Linked DNA regions of Homo sapiens: region 2 is linked to region 1. Evidence: read pairs that join two places in POLR2A ChIA-PET (ENCODE). Cell type or tissue: B cell. All regions are shown on one strand. Links, peaks and the distances in the headings refer to the core of each region. The heading gives the core; the rest is flanking DNA.

Region 1 (6,734 bases), core at 991-5,990:
GCTTCCGTTGTTTCACTTCAGTGACGAAAATAACTGCTCTGATGTATTGAGGGCCCACTATGTACTCCAGGCAGGTGCCAAATGCTTTATGTGTGTTTTCTGTTTTTTTGTTTTTTGTTTTTTTTTGAGATGGAGTCTTGCTCTTTTGCCCAGGCCGGAGTGCAGTGGCGTGATCTCAGCTCACTGCAACCTCCGCCCCCTAGGTTCAAGCAATTCTCCTGCCTTAGCCTCCCAGGTAGCTAGGATTACAGGTGCTCACCACCACGCCCGGCTACTTTTTGTATTTTTAGTAGAGATGGGGTTTCACCATGTTGGCCAGGCTGGTCTCGAACTCCTGACATCAGGTGATCCACCCACCTCAGCCTCCCAAAGTGCTAGGATTATAGGCGTGAGCCACTGCACCTGGCCTATGTGTGTTTTCTTGCTTAACTAGTGCTGGGAGGCAGAACTGTTATGCTCATTTTACAGCTGAGAAAACAGGCTGTCAGAAACCAGGTGACTAGACGCCCGTAGCACATGGCAAAGCCAAGACTGAAGACCCGCTTGCTTCCAGAAACCATTAGGACAACATGGATTCCCTGGGTCCTTCAGCCTGCCGAGGATAAAATGCTTCTGGGCTGGGGGGACAGTGTGCCCCGGAGGCACTGCTGCCAAAGCCCATTCACCACTTCCTGGCTCCTGGTCCTCAGAGCTCAGCCCTCAGGATAGTTGCTCCTGGAAACATGGTCAGCTCTGCTCTGATGAACTTCATTATCTTTATCAAATTAATTTACACAAGCCAGTGTGGCCACCTAATGAGGTCATTTCCCAGGGCCCTGTGCAGGCTGCTTAATGAGGCAGGAGTGGCTGGACTCAGGTACCAAGTGTCCTGGAGTGGAGGAGAGTGGAGCTGTCAGCGTGACTGTGACTGCTGTGGGCTTCCCGCTCTGTCCTCGTTCAGGGCTGTGAATGATCACCGCTGGTCATTTCCTCCTTCCCCCTGCGAAAGTCCTCACTTTGCCAGGTGCCAGTTTATCACTCCAGGACTTCTTGAGCAGGCGGATGTGCTGCGACCTGCAGTACCTGGGAGGCCTTTTTATTCTAGCACAGACAGATTCCTTGCTCCAAGCTCCTCCTTGTTAATTTTGTAAGTGACTGAGATATGACTTTCTTTTGTGCCTGCTAATGGCTCAGCCCTGCAGCAGAATGCCCCCAATTTGGTAAATGAACTTCTTTTCTTTCTGTAAATGAGATTTTTAAGATGGGAGGAGAAGACAGGCGAGACTGAAAGTTGAGAGGCCAATACGGAGCTGTGGCGGCTCCAGGTGAGCGAGGGTGGCTGTCATTATGGGAAGGAAGACAGGGAGCTGCCGGGAGGCCTGCTCCTTAGGAGGAGTGGGGGACGGGGTGCAGGTAGCCTCATTTCCGGCTTGAGCAACTGGACAGAGAGTGGTCAGCCTTGCCAATTCATTCATTCATTCATTCACTCATTCACTCACTCACCAAATACACATGTGAATATACACACATATGCCCACCTATTGTATGCCAGGCCGTGGGTGCCAAGTACCGTTCATAAAGCCATGAACAAAACAGACCAAACCCCTGTCTTCACAGACCCAACATTCTAGTAAGAATTTAGGCTTAAACTTCTCACTTAGAATCTTAAAATTTTGAGTCTTGGTTTCACCCAATCTTAAAACCAGAGACTCTTCACTGTGACTGTTATTAACTTGCACCCAGTGAGCACAGACCTCATGCATCGTCTCCCTCAGTCCTCGCAACGACTGTGTGATGGATCCTAGGATTGTCCCCATTTTACAGATGATGCCATTGAGGCCTAAGGAGAGCAAGTTACTTTGGCCAAGTTCACACGACCCTGCAGCCAGGATTTGGCCCAGGCCTATCAGACACCTCTGTCCCCCTTTGCTGCCTCTTTCATCTCACAAATTGGGGTAACTTTCAACAGGCACCCCAGAGTTGGAAGGGACTGTCCTCCCTGCCTGCAGAATCTGCTGTGGTATCTCTTGAATGAGGCCATGCAGCCCCCACCTGGCTCCACGTTCATTCTTGTCCTGATCCTCAAGCACTCAGGGCCTCGCCTCTCTGCCCAAGCCCCTTCCTCACCATGCCAGCTACTTCCATCCCCACTTGACTGGGTGCTTCTCTTCCTCACTCAGCCAGACTCTTGCAGCTGGCACCCCTGAGTCCCCCACTCTTTGCCTTCACCCCTTCTCCCAGCCTGCTGGATCAGCTTATGTTGCGGTAGAGCCGTCCCTGGTCACAGGAAGGAGGGAATAATGACAGCAAAAACAATAGCTCTGTGGCAGGCTGAGCATACACCGTGCCCTGCCTCACTGAATTCTCCCAGGTGAGTACTGTCATTATTTCCATTTGACAGTGCAGGGAATGAGGCTCAGGGAAGGGAAGTGTCTTGCCCAGGGGCACACAGATAGTAAATGGCAGAGGTGGGAATGGAACCCCGGACCGTGGCTCCAGAGTCCACATGCATAACCAGTGATGATGTGGGGAGTCTGGAAGCTGGGCTTCTCCCAGGAGAACTCCCAACTCAGCGATGCTCCGTAAGATGGGCCCAGGTCAGACACAGTGGCTCATGCCTATAATCCCAGCACTTTGGGAGGCAGGAGGCAGAGGCAGAGGCAAGAGGATCACTGGAGCCCAGGAGTTCGAGACCAGCCTGGTGAACATATTGAGACCCTGTCTCTAGAAATAATTTAAAAAATTAGCTGGGCATGGTGGCATGTGCCTTTAGTCCCAGCTCCTCAGGAGGCTGAGGTGGGAGGATTGCTTGAGCCCAGGAAGTTTGAGGCTGCAGCGAGCTATGATTATGCCACTGCACTATGACCTGGGTGACTGAATGAGATCCTGACACTAGAGAAAAAAAAAGAAAAAGAAAAGATGGGCCTGATCTGTAAACAGCTGCCTGATTTGCAGTGAAGGGAGGCAGGGAAGAAGGCTGGAGTGGCCTGCTGATGGAACAGCCTGCTGATAGAGTAGCTGGCCGCTGCTCAGCAGCAAAGAACTCTGTGGCCAACGCCTCCTTCCTGAGGACTCAGGAGGCCAGAAGTCCCACAAATGTTACTGGAGTCTCATTTCACTGTGATTCTCCCATCTGAAGTAGGCTTCCCTCCCAATCCCATCTTTCTCTCTTCCTTCCCTTCCTTCCTTCCTTCCCTTCCCTTCCCTTCCCCTTCCTTCCTTCCTTCCTTCCTTCCTTCCTTCCTTCCTTCCTTCCTTCCTTCCTTCTTTCTTTCTTTCTTTCTTTCTTTCTTTCTTTCTTTCTTTCTTTCTTTCTTTCTTTCTTTCATCTTGCTCTGTTGCCCAGGATGGAGTGCAGTGGTGCAATTTTGGCTCTCTGCAACCTCCACCTCCCGGGTTCAAGCGATTCTCCTGACTCAGACTCCCGAATAGCTGGAATTACATGCGTGTGCTACCACGTCCGGCTAATTTTTGTATTTTTAGTAGAGACAGCATTTTGCCATATTGCCCAGGCTGGTCTCGAACTCCTGGCCTCAAGTGATCTGACCGCCTCGGCCTCCCAAAGTGCTGAGATTACAGGCATGAGCCACCATGCCTGGCCTCAATCTCATTTTTCTATCACTGATCAGTATTAAAATTATCATGACTCTCTTGGTTTACTTTTTTTTTTTACTTGCGTGTTTTTTTTTCCCTTCCTCTAGAATGTAAGCTCCAGGAGGGCAAGGACTTCATCTTGTTCACTTGAAGCTGAAGCCCCAGCATGTACAATCCCGTGCTGAGTTGCTGGTTCATCCCCAGCATGTACAATCCCGTGCTGAGTTGCTGGTTCATCCCCAACATGTACAATTCCGTGCTGGGTCGCTGGTTCACCAGCAGAGAGGAGCATTGATTCTCTTTGGAAAAGATAATCTATCTACACCCCTGGAACTGTGGCACAGTCTCACGGAGGGCCTGCTTCCATTCGGGTCAACGGCGAAAAAACGAATAAACGTGAGCCGCCATCAGGTAGGGCGAGATGCCCCTTCTTTCTGTCCCAGCCTTAGTGCTGCCATGGCTGCCTCCTGCTCCTCCACGCAAGCCCCACCTCTGTCTGTGATGTCAGCGTGGCTGCCCATGGGATCCCAGCCTGGTTTGCCTTTAAATTTTACAACCTTGTTTATGCAGCTCGAGGCCCATGCACTAAAGACCACACGCTCCATTGAACATTTATGGCTGCAAATGGCTCCTCCGTGCAGGCAAGGGAGGGGGCTGCGCATGCTTAGGGTGAGGCGGCTGGAACGGGGAGGCCACCAGCTCTCAGCCTCCACTTCTTCCTCTTAGGATTCCTCCCTTGGCTGAGGCTGACTCCCTCAGTCTTATTCCTGATGACATTGCTCTGTTCACACTGTCCAAGTCCATATCTGGGCACTGCTAGGCATGAGATAGAAGTGAACAGATGTTAGTCACTGTCTTAGGTGGCTGCAACGGGGCATAAAGATTTGGGTACAATCGGTGCTCCCAGGAGAAAGAGCAAGGGAGTAGGGAAAGTGGGGGAGGTGCTGGGGAGGTGGGAGCAGCCAAGCCAGGGTGTGATTTCCAGAAAAGCCCCAGAGAGAGTGGCCTCAGCCTCATACCATAGGGCACTCTGGAGTTGGTCCTGACTCGGGGGCCTGTCAGTCATCGGCCAAGGGCCAGGCTTTGGGGTGTCGACTCCCACACAGCTCAGCTCCCTGAAGATGTGGGCACGGTGGTGGTGGGGGCTGCTGAAGAGTTGCAGATGCAGCCACTGGAGGGGAGGCTGAGGTCAGTAGCCAGGCTCACAGGGACGACAATGGGATGGGAAGCAACACCTGACGGGCTCAGCTACAGGTGCTGACGGATTCACAGGCAGGTGGCAGAAGGCAGTCAAATAAATGAGACAATACAGCGCCCTCCCTGCGACCACACACACCGCTCACGCCTGTGAGTGTTCGGAATGCATTGGGTCTCATTCTGCGTGTTGTACGTGTCCCGTGACGCCTCATGAGGATGCTCTCTGGCAGGCACTGGTATTGTTATTCTTATTTTACAGGTGAGGACATGGAAGCACAGGGAGGTTATGCCACTCGCCCAAAGACAACTAATCAGTGACAGCTGAGACTTGGACTGCAGAACCTACACTTTATAACTATTTTACAGTTCTGGGCGTCACGGAATCTTGCATGAAGAGCCCCTAACCTGGCCCGGGTGGAGGTCAGGGAGGTCTTCCTGGAAGAGGGGGTTCTTGGCAGCAACTTGCTGGATTTGGTGTTCCCTGTTGGTTGGTCAGTCGCTAGACAGTTATTCACTGAGCTCTGAGAACAGGCTGGGCCCTGCTCCAGGCCTTGGTTGGACAGCAGGGAACAAGGCTGGGGGAAATGACTCCCGAGAAAATGGACATGTGTGACCCTGGGTTCTGGGAAGGCAGGGAGGGAAGACAAGTACCAGAGGCACAGCGAGGGTCTCTCTGGAGCCACAGGGAGAGGGGAGGGATGCACAGGCCTGGTGTGCTGCAGGGCCTGAGCCTGTGGCTGCTTCTGGCCAGGAAAGAAGCCAACGTTACTTAAAGAAGTTATTCATGTAACCAAATACCACCTGTTCCCCAAAACCCTATGGAAATAAAAAATTAAAAAAAATAAAAAAGAGTAAGCAACAACAAAATAAATAAATAAATAAATTTAAAAAATAATAAAAAAAGAAACCCACATTACCAAGTGTTTGCGAAGTGCCAGGAGCCACCCTAAAAACAGTCCTGTGGGGTGCAGCCATTGTCATCTGCAGTTTCAGATGAGGAGGCGGGGTTGCAGAGGTGAAGGTGCTGCTGGTGGTGTGGCTGGTTGGTGGCTGAGCCGGGGGCTGGATATGTTGCTGGGAGGAACAGAGGAGACCCTGGGGGATCGATAGTTGTGGGGAGAGAGGAAGGCTGAGGAGGGGAAGGGACGTCAAGTTAAATTGCTTTTAGAGGTGCTGGGTGTCTGCAGAGATGGTTCCCCCATCATCGCAAGGTGCTTGTAAATTGTCGCCTCTGCCTCCGATAGCCTCCTCGGAGGAGAGAGAGTGTCTGGCTTCCTCACCTTGGTGTTTCTGCATCCTGAGAAACTCGCCGCCTGGAAGCTCCAGACCCTCCCCACCTTGTCAGACACAGGCTTTGCTGGGAAGGGCCTCCAGCCTCGGGCTTTGCAGCAGAAGCTCAGAGCTGCCTGGGGGGACCAGAAGGTGGGAACAGACCTGGGATCTAACTTCTACAGAGCCTCCTGCTGGCTGGGGAACAGGAACATATCATGCGCCTCTATAAGCCTCAGTTTCCTCATCCGTCCAATGGCTATGCTAAGCCTCTCAGGCCTGCCCTGGCCTTGCAGAGAGGGTAGGAGACCAGGATTTCCCATCTCAGGCCTCAGAGACAAATGTGGGTGCCAAACACTGCCTGACTCAGTGTAGGCAGCCCTGGTCCCCATTGGGCAGGGCCTTTGAGGGAGGGCGGGCAGAGGGGTGCCCAGCTGCCTATGTCCTCTGAGAAGGAGGCTCCTGGTGCCGGGAAAGAGTGTGGACTCTAAGTCTAATTGGCTTTCTCTGCCCAGCTGTGGGGCCTTGGGTGAGCCACACAATTCTCGGAGACCCAGTTTCTGCAGTGGTTTTGCTGAGTCACCAGGAAGCCTGTTTTCTGGTGTCCGAGGTGAGGGAATCCCCCTCAGTATCTCTTTTTGGATCAATTTCTGGAATATTCTAGGTCTTTCTAGGCCCTTAGCCACTGCCCCCGC
Region 2 (6,734 bases), core at 753-5,752, 180 kb before region 1:
GTAAAATGGGGATAAAAGTATCCACTTTATAGGGTTACTGTGAGGATTAAATGAGCTAATACATGTGAAGTGTTTAAACAGAACCTGGTGTTTAGAGAGTGCTATTAAGCATTTGCTATTATTATCTTATCATTATTTTTGTACAGATGGGGTCTTGCTATGTTGCCCAGGCTGGTCTTGAACTCTTGGCCTCAAGCAATCCTCCCACCTTGCCCTCCCAAAATGCTGAGATTATAAGCGTGAGCCACTGTGCCGGCTTGCTGTGGTGATTTTGACACTACATTCCCCAGGAGAATGGGCTATTCAGACTAGTCTCTCCTGATACTAAGTCCCGTAAAGGAGCAGCTCAGGGAAGTGAGGCGTCCTTTGACCTGATCCCCCAGGACACCTGTGGCTGTCTTTGACTTTAGCTTGTTTCCCCCCAGATGCAGGTCTTGGGTTATGAAGAACCTAGAAGGCTTGAGGTGTTGCTCCGTGCATCCCAGCCCCCCTCAAAATGCCTGTCCTATTGAACAGGGGCAGGAATGTTATGGAAGGAGGGTTTCATCTTGATGAGACCGACTCTATCATCCTTATTTGTAGCAAAACGTGACCTAGTCTCTCTTTGATACTAGCCTGTTCATGATTGGCTTGATGATGTAGTACATAACAAAGACTGGCTGCTGGCTGGGCACTCTCCATTCATACTGCCTATGCGAGGCCGGTATCCAGACTCGGGAAGTCCACATTCCCATCCACCCACTTTCTTCTTCTTCTTTTTTTTTTTCTTGAGACGGAGTCTTGCTATGTCTCTCAGGCTGGAGTGCAGTGGCGTGATCTTGGCTCACTGCAACCTCTGCCTTCTGGGTTTAAGAGATTCTCCTGCCTCAGCTTCCTGGGTAGCTGGGATTACAAGCAGCTGCCACCACACCTAGCTAATTTTTTTTTTTTGAGACGGAGTCTCACTTTGTCACCCAGGCTGGAGTGCAGTGGCGTGATTTCAGCTCACTGCAAGCTCCGCCTCCTGGGTTCACGCCATTCTCCTGCCTCAGCCTCCGAAGTAGCTGGGACTACAGGCGCCCGCCTCCACGCCCGGCTAATCTTTTGTATTTTTAGTAGAGACGGGGTTTCACCATGTTAGCCAGGATGGTCTCGAGCTCCTGACCTTGTGATCTGCCCCACCTCGGCCTCCCAAAGTTCTGGGATTACAGGTGTGAACCACCGTGCTTGGCTGCTAATTTTTGTATTTTTAGTAGAGACGGGGTTTTGCCATGTTGGCCAGGCTGGTCTCGAACTCCTGACCTCAAGTGATCCACCCACCTCGGCCTCCCAAAGTGCTGGGATTACAGGCATGAGTCATGGTGCCTGGCCAGCCACCATGCCTGGCCCACCCATTTTCTGATTTTTTTTTTTTTTTTGAGAAGGAGTCTTGCTCTGTTGCCCAGGCTGGAGTGCAGTGGCACAATCTCAGCTCACTGCAACCTCTGCCTCCTGGGTTCAAGTGATTCTCCTGCCTCAGCCTCCCTAGTAGCTGGGATTGCAGGCATGTGCCACCATGCCTGGCTAATTTTGTATTTTTAGTGGAGACAGGGTTTCACCATGTTGGCCAGGCTGGTCTCAAACTCCTGACCTCAGATGATCCATCTGCCTTGGCATCCTAAAGTGCTGAGATTACAGGTGTGAGCCACCATGCCGGGCCACTTTCTGTTTGATCTACTATGGCAGAGGCCCTCAAACTTTTTGGCCTCAGGAACTGGTTTCGGGGATGTGGAAGACAATTTTTCCATGGATGGGGTGGGGGGATGGTTTTGGGATGATTCAAACGCATTACATTTATTGTGCACTTTATTTCTATTATTATATTGTAATATATAATGAAATAATTATACAACTCACCATAATGTAGAATCAGTGGAAGCCCTGAGCTTGTTTTCCTGCAACCAGATGGTCCCATCTGGGGGTGATGGGAGACACTGACAGATCATCAGGCATTAGATTCTCATAAGGGGCGCGCAGTCTAGATCCCTCACATGCACAGTTCACAACAGGGCTTGTGGTCCTCTGAGAATCTAATGCCACCATTGCTGATCTGATAGGAAGCAGAGCTCAGGTGGTAATGTGAGTGATGGGCATGGCTATACATAGAGATGAAGCTTGCTTACCTGCCACTCCCCTCCTGCTGTGTGACCTGGTTCCTAACAGGCCACAGCCTGGTTCTGATCCATGGCCTGAGGGTTGGGGACCCCTGCACTATGGAGCTGACTGGTGGGAGCGGGGCCAGACTGGGAGGCAGCGGCGGGGGCCCTGGGTCCCCATCTTGGCTTTGCCACCAGATTGCTGAGCAATCTTGGACAAGTCACCTAACCTCTCTGACCAGGGAAATACCACCCCTGTATGCCCTCATTCTCTCTTTCCCAGGTCAGCAGCGGAGACAAGGAGGACAGACTCCTGAGTCCCATCCAGATGTAATGTATCATTGATGATTTTGCTTACACAATAAATCCTGCCCTCACCAGAGTGCTCAGTGAGTGGGTAATTCTGGTTAATTGAATGTTCTGGGACATGGAAATGTTCCCAGAAATCCTTTTTGTTCCTTTTGTGGCTATTGAAACCCATCCACTCATCTATTCAGCACATATTTGTCTCGTGTCTATGCTGCACCAGGTTCTGGAGCAGGTGCTGGGGATACCACCCGGAATGAGACAACAGAGTCCAGCCTCCGTGGACTCACAGTCCGGGGGGGAGACATGGGGCAAACATGCCACCACATGTGGTAGGTTGGGCACACTGACCAGGGAATGCAGGCTGCAGGTAGGGGCCTGGGGCCCAGTGTGGCCGTCCTTGGAAGGAGCTCCCTGAGAAGGTGCTGTTTATGTTGACAGCACTAAAAAGCAGTTAACCATAGTGTCTGGGGGATGGAGTAGTCAGGGGCATTCCAGCCGAGGGCAAAGGCTCAGAGAAACACCTGTGCATTCATTTGTGCTGTGGAGCTTAGAGTGTGCAGCTGGGGCAGGGCACAATGGCTCACACCTGTAATCCCGGCACTTTGGGAGGCCAGAGCAGGAGAATCACTTGAGCCCAGGAGTTCAAGACCAGCCTGGGCAACATGGTGAAACCCCATCTCTACAAAAAAATACAAAAATTGGCGGGGCATGATGGTGCACACCTGTAGTCTCAGTTAGGAGGCTGTGGTAGGGGGGTCACTTAAGCCTGGGAGGCGGAGGTTGCGGTGAGCTGAGATCACATCATTGCACACTGGCCTCAATGACAGAGCAAGACTCTATCACCAAAAAAGAAAAACAAGAATGTGCTTCTGGGGAAGTGAGAGTGAAGAGGCGGGTGCATGTCAAGAGGGCAAGAATACGTGAAGATGTGGCCTGCTGAGGGCTGGCCTGGACTGTGAGGGCTGCAGGTTTATTTATTTTCCAGCATATGTTTTGTGATGTCACTCTTTCTCGCCAGAGTGGAGAGTAGAGGGAAAATGAAATCAAAACACTATCACAGAGGAGGGGCCTTAAATCAGAGGAGTGACAGAGGGCTGCGAGTGACGTTGACAAGTGGAGAGCACAGCTGTGTCTAAAGGGCCACCACTCCTGGGGCCCTGCAGAGTGTGGCCCTGGGGGAATGTGGACCTGGCATTATCAGATCTTCCGATTTGTTAAGAGAAGCTAGAAATCTGGCTTTTAATTTTTTTTTTTCAGAGACAGAGTCATGCTGTTGCCTAGGCTGGGGTGCAGCGGTGGGATCATGGCTCACTGCAGCCTCAAACTCCTGGGCTCAAGTGATCCTCCCACCTCAGCCACCTGAGTAGCTGGGACTATAGGCATGCACTACCGCATCTGGCTAGATTTTTATTTTATTTTATTTTATTTTATTTTATTTTTGTAGAGACAGGGGTCTCCCTATGTTGCCCAGGCTGGTCTAAAATGCCTGGCCTCAAGCAATCCTCTTGCCTTGGCCTCCTAAAGTGCTGGGATTACAGGCATGAGCCACTGCTCCTGGCTGCAATCTGACTTTTTATGGGAAATCTCCCAATGATTAAATGATGGCAACTAACAACAACAAAACCACTGTGGGCAAAACAAAATGCTTCTGCAGACTCAATTTGTTTTATGAGCAGGTGGTTTGGAACCCTAGACCCAGAGGGTTATATTGATAAGGGTTCTAGGGTGTCCTTTAGAATCCATTACGATCCTCTAAAGAGTGTGCCCCTAACCTGTGCTGGGCTCTGAGGGCACAACGGGGGTCTGGGGCATGGCCCCTGCCCTCAAGGCTGTATCATAGCTGCCCTCAAGCTAGATGGGTCAAATCAGTTATGCACCCAGAGCCAACTTACAACAAAAGGACTAGGTGCTATAGAGCTCAGAGGAGGGAGAGGTCAGGGAATGGAGGAGGCCATGTGAAAAGGCCTCCTGGAGATTCTGGGCCTTGTGTTGGTTCTCAGACAGGAGGGTAAGACTTAGTACAACCAAAGAAGGTAAGGGGCATCCTGAGCTGGAGGCGTCAGACATTTCAGGATCAGATGGGAAATAAGACAATAAAGAAGGCCGGGCACGGTGATTCACACCTGTAATCCCAGCACTTTGGGAGGCCAAGATGGGATGATCTCTTGAGCCCAGGAGTTCAAGACCAGCCTGGACAACATAGTAAGACCACCATCTCTACAAAAAAAAAAAAAAAAAAAAGAAAGAAAAGAAAAAAAAAATGAGCCAGGCATGGCTACCTGGCAATATAGGCACTACAGGCACCACCATGCCCGCACCTGTAGTGCCAGCTACTTGCAGGCTGAGGCAGGAGGATTGCTTGAGCCTAGGAGTTTGAGGTTACGGTGAGCTGATTGTGCCAGCCTGAGCCACAGGGCAAGACCCAGTCTCTTAAAAAAAAACAAAGAAAGAAAAAAAACATAGCCAAGGAAGGGGTTGGAGTACACTGTGAAAGACCGCGATGCTGGTCTGGGATGTGTACTTGGCTCTGGCTATGACGGCAGGACTCAAAAGTCCATTTCTGGTCCAAAGCTTAATGCCATGAGCCTGAGGTCACTCAATGGACATCTGAAGTCTTCTTCCTGCTTTGCTAGCATCCCCAAACCTCTCCTGTCTGCTGTCCTGCCATCATTTATTCACAGCAGGGCAGGGGCCGTGCCTGTTGTGTTCACTGGTGTCTCCTGCGTGCCTAGAACGATGTCTGGAACAGAGCAAAAATGCTCAAAGAATATCTCCTGCCTACTTAAACTATGAGCCAGTGTTGCCCTAGCCTGGGGCTCAGGACAACTCTGTGGTGCTTATGTTCTTGTGTCGAGAGGGACAATAAACAAACCAACAAGTCGGTGAATAAGATGATTTCAGTGCGTGGCCTGTGTGGCTTGTCTCACTGCACTGTAGCCGTTTGTTTATTTGCGTCTTCTCCTAAGCCTATGAGCTCCGAGGGGGCGGGGCTGGGGTCTGTCTGGTTCTTTGTCTCACTGGTAGCCCCTGAGGCTGGTGCCTGACAAATAGGGAGTAGTTAAAAAAAAAAAAAAAAAAAAGTTTTTGCTGGCTGTGGGCTGTAAGGAACACAAGCTGAAAATGATTTCAACCTACGTGCACCTGTACCCTTTGGAGGCTGCAGAACTTATCATTATCAACCCAGGAGTAATTGCTGATAAGCCCGCGTGTGAATTTCCTTGCAAATAGAGGGGTAGCGGGGGAGTGTTTAACAACAACGCGGATAATCTTAATTAATGACCTGATAACTGTAATTAATTGCATCATATCCAGAGGCCCTCTTTGGAATTTCAGGAGGGAGTACCTAGTGTTTGGCAGCTTTGGAGCTGCAAAGGCAGGGGAATGCTAGGATCTCAGTCTCAGCACTTTGCTGCTCAGTGAGCTTTGCCAAGTTACTCTCAGTTCTGAGCCTCAGTTTTCTCCTAGGGAAAATGGGGCTACATCACTGGGGTGTTGCCGGTCTCAAAGCCGTCAATGCCTGAACCCGCCAGGGTTGTTCTTGGAGGTTTGGCTGCATGGCTGCAAGGTTCCCCATGTTGCCATGGCGGGGGTGGGGGGCAATACGGGGCCGCCAAGACTGGTTGAGGGGCAGGTCATAAGTCTAGGGTTTCCCCTGGGGCCGGTCCAGGATTCTCACCCTTTTGGGGGAACCTCAGGGCAAAATGTTGAAGTGGGGGAGGAGAAGCCAGCACCCTGCGCGCCTGCGGGGTCTCCCCGCGGAGAACCGGGGAAGGAGAACCGGGAGGCGGGAAGTGGGGACCCCGGGGTAGGTGAAGGAGCGAGGAGGTCGCCGTGTGGCCGGGGCCGGGCCCCATCCCCGCGGGCCTCAGTTTCCCCCCTGTACTGTGGGGGGCCGGTGGGCTGCCGGGACCGCTGGGGGCTCGCAGCGGGTCGGGGGAGGCCACGTCTCCCTCGCGGCGCGCTGGGAGCAGGGAGGGGGCGCGGCGGCCGCTGCCCCGGCCACCAGGGGTTAAGCGGTGACCTCAGCCGCGGCGCCCCGGGACCGGGCGGGCGGGGGCGGCGCCGCGTCGCGCACGGCGGCGGCGGCGGGACCAGGCCTCGGAGCGCGGCGGGCGCGGGCGCAGTCCCGGCGGGCCCGGACCTCGCGGGCGGGCGGGCGGCGCGGCCATTGGCTCGGGTGGCGGCGGCTGCGGCGGTGGGGGCGCCGTCCCGGCCATGGGCGCCCGCGGCGGCCTGCGGAGCTGGAGGCGCGGCGCCGGCCGCCAGGCGCCTTTGTGAGCGGCGCGGACGACAAAGGCGCGGGCCCGGGCA

The links. ChIA-PET counts read pairs that join two places held together with the same protein. Peaks named below come from ENCODE experiments on the same cell type or tissue, not always from the same donor. Only the 100,000 strongest peaks of a DNase experiment are listed, where the experiment ranks them.
Region 2: POLR2A ChIA-PET joins it to region 1 with 25 read pairs; 2 of 35 experiments call an interaction of 5 or more read pairs at or near these places.

The regions. Positions count from the first base shown.
Region 1 is chr1:17,713,531-17,720,264 of GRCh38, forward strand. It overlaps LINC02810 (long intergenic non-protein coding RNA 2810), which reads left to right and starts at 4,043. Exons shown (of 3, transcript XR_007065510.1): 1 at 4,043-4,242; 2 at 5,030-5,261. In B cell, for the core only: no CTCF peak of the experiment used is centred there; no DNase peak of the experiment used is centred there; H3K27me3 peaks cover 292 bases.
Region 2 is chr1:17,533,211-17,539,944 of GRCh38, forward strand. ARHGEF10L (Rho guanine nucleotide exchange factor 10 like) reads left to right here and starts at 6,488. Exons shown (of 29, transcript NM_018125.4): 1 at 6,488-6,734. RefSeq lists enhancers at 3,019-3,068, 3,579-3,628. In B cell, for the core only: no CTCF peak of the experiment used is centred there; a DNase peak (open chromatin) is centred at 3,341; H3K27me3 peaks cover 754 bases.